2 separate regions of the Homo sapiens genome follow, and region 2 is linked to region 1. A link is a loop called in an ENCODE intact Hi-C map of the cell type or tissue named here. Cell type or tissue: PC-3. All regions are shown on one strand.

Region 1 (2,500 bases):
CATGGTAGGATGTAGAGCAGCATCCCTGGCCTCTGCCCACTAGATATCAATATCACCCCCTCTCCTCCCAGTTATGACAACCAAAAATGTCTCCAGACATTGCTGATGTCCTCTCATTGAGAACCACTGCAAGAGATTGTGTGTGGCAAACTGGCCTCTCCATGTGTGATGTCAGGGTCCTAGGAATCTGACCGTGTTCTCCTTTGTCCCCGGCACTGCCTCAGAACCCTAGTTGTGAATCACAGATTGGCTGCTATGCGCCACTCCATCATTTGATTACAAATATAAAAAGAGAAAGTATAATCTCTAAGTGTTTTTACAGAATGTATAGTTCCTATAGCAATATGCCAATCATTGGCTGTCAAAAAATATAAAGCATCTCATGGTCATGAAGCAATTTATGATAATTGACATGGAGTTGGGAGCTACAAGGGTTATCAGCAACCAACAATCTCATGTTAACTGCCAACTCTACCACTAAATAGCTGTGTGAGCTTGGACAAGTTGTTTAGCATCTCTAAGCCTCAATAGTCTCATTTTTAAAGTAAAGGACTTAAGAACCATAATCTCAACATGTCCACAGTCCTGATCCAAGTCCCAGTCAAACTGCACTACATTCTTTGTGGCAGTTACACAGAGCTCTTTCAAATTTTGTTTGGTTGAGGCCTCGAGACAATGAATGCCAACTAATCCCATGGTCCACAGTGAGGCAGAAGACCCCTAGCAAACTACCCACCTCTGGTCTATAGCTGAGGTTGGATAAAAGACAAGAGAGAGAAAAAGCTGGAGAACAGATGTGGAGAGGCAGTTGGTGTGCCATCTCACCTCCTCCCTCAACTCCAGCCTAGTAAGAGGGGCTTCGGAACCATGAAGAGAGCTTTTCCCCCACATTCCCAGAGCTTGGAAAACCCAACTTATTCATGCCTGTGAAATTTGAAAGGCCTGTGGCTGACTAGCTGCTCAGGCAACACTGTTGCATGAAGACAGGCTACTGCACTGGGCGAGCAAGTGTGTGCTGAATTCCTCATGCAAATGATGTGGGGTCAGATGGGGCCCTGTGAAAGAGAACTGGCTGGAGATTATCCTGGATCTTGCCAGGGAGGGCCTCCTGAAAGCCCAAGAGACCTCAGCTGGAAGAATGTAGAAGTGTAGAAGTGTGCCTCTAGGTGGCCAGAGGTGCCAGCACAAGTCTTGAGTAACTAACCAGAGAAGGAACAGAGAGGGCAGGGCTGGCTAGCGCCACAGTGCAGATCTGAACCAGCTGCAGAGGAATGGAGTCGAGTTGTTTCCTGACCACACTCTAAAATCCCCAGGGGTTAAACTAATACTGTGTGCTCAGTCATTACTCTTCTCCTGGACTCCACCTTGCTATGGACTAGATGTTTGTGACTGAGACAGAAATTGGTACCAAGAAGTGGGGTGCCGCTGTAACAGTGCCTACAAATGTGTAAGTGGCTTTGAAATGAGGTAATGTACTGAGACTGGAAGAGTTTTGAGGTGCATGCTAGAATAAGCTGAGACTGTTATGAAGAAACTTTTAAAAGGCCATTCTGATGAGGTCTCCAGTGGAAATGAGGATTGTATAACTGAACAATAGAGAACAAGAAATTCTTGTTGTAACATGGCAAATAACTTTGCCCAATTTTATTTATGTTCCAGTGTCTTGTGAAAGGTAGAACTTGTGAGTGATGAAATTAGATAGTTGGTTGAGTAGGTTTCTAAACTGGTGTTGAAGGAGTAACTGAATTCCTCCTCATAGCTTGTAGTAAAATACAAGGAGAGGGTAATAACCTGAAGACAGAGTTATTAAGCAAGAAGGAACTAGAACTTAAATATTTAGAAAATTTTTGGCCTATCTATATTGCAAAAAATGAGAAAACATGTTCAGAAGAGAGCATCAAGGATATGGTGGAGAGATCATTTAATAAGGAGATTCCCATGGGTGTGAACCACGGACTTAACCAGCTACCCCAGTAGGAAAACTGCCAGTTCCAACTGAAAGGAAGGATCTGAGAAGGAATGAAGGAAGGTTATCATATGGGGCAGCACAGATGGCACAGCAGAGCTATTTGGCTGAAAACATGCTCTATTCTTCAAGACAAGGGAAGAATGACCCTAAAGGCAGTTCAGAGATCATCATGGCTATCTCTTTGATTTCATAGGGGAAGGAGGTCACCTAGCTTTCCTCAGGCCAACCAACCTCTGCCCAAAGCCATGAGCTACCCAAAGTCTTAAGAACTTGACTACTATCCAGCAGAACCCTGGGGGCAGGATCCCTGCCTGGCAGAGCTCTGGGGAAAGGACCACCACCCCAGTGGGTCTGGAAAGTGGAACGGCCACTCCAATGGGCATAGCATCAGACCAAAGAAGATTATTCTGAAGATGTAAGGTTTAGTGCTGTTTGCCCTGTTAGGTTTCAGACTTACTTGGGACCCTTTACTCCTTTCTTTTTCCTATTTCTCCCTTTTGAACTGGGAATAAATATCCTATGCCTGTTCCA
Region 2 (2,500 bases), 110 kb after region 1:
TCTCTCCCTCCCTCCTTCACTCTTTTCCTTCCTCTCCCGCTCCCTCTGCAGAGCTCTACAATTTTGAATTGGCCTAGACTATGGTGAGATTTCCTCTGTTTAAACCCAACATGTGTATATGAGCAAATCTTATGAGTTCAGTGATTTCACACACACACTAGCTCATTTAGTACCGGGGACTGCCCAGTGAGTTGGCAATCACAGCACCCGTTTTACAGACGACAACAGTGAGGCTCAGGCAGATTCGTGGTCTTATCCAGGATGTAGCATCAGCGAATGGCAGAGCTTGGACTGGGGAGAGCCCTTTTCTCTTGATCTGTTTCTTACTCCATATTCTAGAGGCCTGAGACGATGTCATTCTGTTTTTAAACATTACAATTAACCCCTAAACTGAAGCTGAGGAAAGAGTTAGCATGCTGGTTTATAAAGGCTAGACTCATTTTGATACAAAACCAAGATATTTGATGCACAATGTGAACATATTGCTCATTTTCAGCAAAATCAATTTTGTTTTGTTTTGTTTTGTTTTTTGTTTTTACCGTAGGGGCCACTCATGCACTCAGGCAAAGTGGAGAGACTAGAACTCAAAACCTGTGCTTTCTTTAGCAGATCATACCCTTTCCCCCAATAAAAAAGGGGCAGGGGATGCTAGAGAACAGTTCAAATCCAACATCACTGATGTCAGGCACCAAATAAACTCAGCAGATGTTATTATGTCTGTACGGGTTTTGTTTTCCCCTTCCTGGAAAGAGAAATAATGAGCTCTTGAAATTCAGATTCCCATTGACTCTGAAGTCATAAACATATTTAAAAACAGTGTGAGTCTGTGACATTTACAATCACAAAATTCATGTCAGAGAATAAATCCAGCATTACCTCCAATCACTGAATATGGAATACCCATTCATCTCCACCCACGTGTTGGGGGACACACACTTCAGAACGATGATATTCAGAAAATGCCAGGAGGAGTGCATGTCAGAGGTAACCACCCTCAGCAACCCAGCCTGTCAACAGTTGCAAATGCACGAAAAATGAGGGGAACCGGAAGACAGCAGCAGGAAGGAGATAATAGAGCAACTGAGAGCAGCCAGCCTTGACGTTTGTCAACCTCTGCCCGAAACAGCACATGTGGCTTTGCTGAGAGGCACAGGTGTGTGGGCTGAGCTCAGCAGATGAATGTCACATCCGGGAGGAGGCATGTGCATTTCTCAGCTTGAAATGCTTCCCCAACAAAACCAAATAAGGTTCCTGCAGATGACGTCAGGAGGCTTAGCTGCTACTGCCACAAAGGGACAATTTATTGAAGAGCTAAAAATGGTCGCCTCCGCAAGGCTGACAGGCAAATATTTGAGGGAACGCTCCCCTTGTTTTGAAGAGACATCTGCCAGCTCCCTGACTGGCACCTTCCTGCATTAGTCATCCTGCTGGGCCTTGCTAAAAACTCCAAATACAGGTTTATCCCTGCCACATCCTGTTCCCCGAAGGGGCTATTTCCACGGTGCCGGCTGTAAAGTCTTCCTGTCATCTTCCTCTCAAGTGCTCTCTGTCTATCTCTGCAGAGGATGATGGAGAGGGGAGATAAGGAACATTCCATGGATAGAAACACACATCCCCTCAAGAGATATCTTAAGAGCACCTTTGCTTTACTTTTGAACCTACATCTAGCGTACAGATGAGGGCAAGGAAGATGTTGAAACGTTAAAAGAAACATCCCTCCGTTTTGCTAATAGTTTTTATAATTAAAGGTTGAGCAAAGGGTGCCCAAAGAGTCATCCTGACCTCCTGCAACAAGTCATTTTGGAACACTAGCTCTGCAAAAGAAACAAACTGGTCCGTGCAGTATTCTCTAGACTACTCACTCATCAGCCCGTTGAAATATGTACTTGGTTATTTTCTGCTTTCAGCGTGTCTTGTCACCCCAAATAGATCAGAAGATCTGGAAGCCTACTGTTATCATTTACCCCTTTTTGCCACCTACAGGGCTTGACCAGGTACTCAGCCCCTTTCTACAATTCTTTATCTCACTTAAGGCTCACAAACAACCCTGTGAAATCGATTACGATCCTTCTTTTACAAACAAGAATTAGAGGCTCATTGAGCCCGTGGTCCTGCAGCAAGTCCGCGTCTGCAGAGCTGAGATCCACCTGGAGTTTGTCTGACTCTGAAGCCCATACCCTCAGCACCTTCATGTTGCAGGGGCCGCTGCAAATCCAACACTGGTTGACGGAGCAGTTTTGATCCTGAGGCCCTTGTGATTTCACTGAAGAGTCAGTCGAACATGAAACTCAGAACAAACACAAACAACTTAGAAACAAGGGCATGTCTGTGAGATGGGTCTCTGAATGGACTGGATGAATTCTCCACCCACGGGCTTCGTCCTGCCCTTAGAGCCAAACAGAGCACGTGTGTCCCTCTGCAGCCCTTTGGAGGTTTGCAAGTGGTGGTTACATAACCTCCACACACCCCTCGTATGATGGTTAATAATGAGTGTCAACTT

What was found. A loop is a pair of places that touch in the nucleus more often than their neighbours do. Peaks named below come from ENCODE experiments on the same cell type or tissue, not always from the same donor. Only the 100,000 strongest peaks of a DNase experiment are listed, where the experiment ranks them.
Region 2: it touches region 1 in a loop (3-fold over the local background); 1 of 110 quality-filtered maps calls a loop at or near these places.

The regions. Positions count from the first base shown.
Region 1 is chr2:15,030,781-15,033,280 of GRCh38, forward strand. It overlaps a transcript of NBAS not described here. Among named protein-coding and RNA genes, the nearest start is that of LRATD1, 400 kb to the left of the region's middle. In PC-3, a CTCF peak has its summit at 1,161; no DNase peak of the experiment used is centred here.
Region 2 is chr2:15,141,176-15,143,675 of GRCh38, forward strand. It overlaps a transcript of NBAS not described here. Among named protein-coding and RNA genes, the nearest start is that of NBAS, 420 kb to the right of the region's middle. RefSeq lists enhancers at 626-1,825, 888-957, 1,348-1,437 and a silencer at 1,310-1,604. In PC-3, no CTCF peak of the experiment used is centred here; a DNase peak (open chromatin) is centred at 1,366; H3K4me3 peaks cover 1,008 bases; H3K27ac peaks cover 2,213 bases.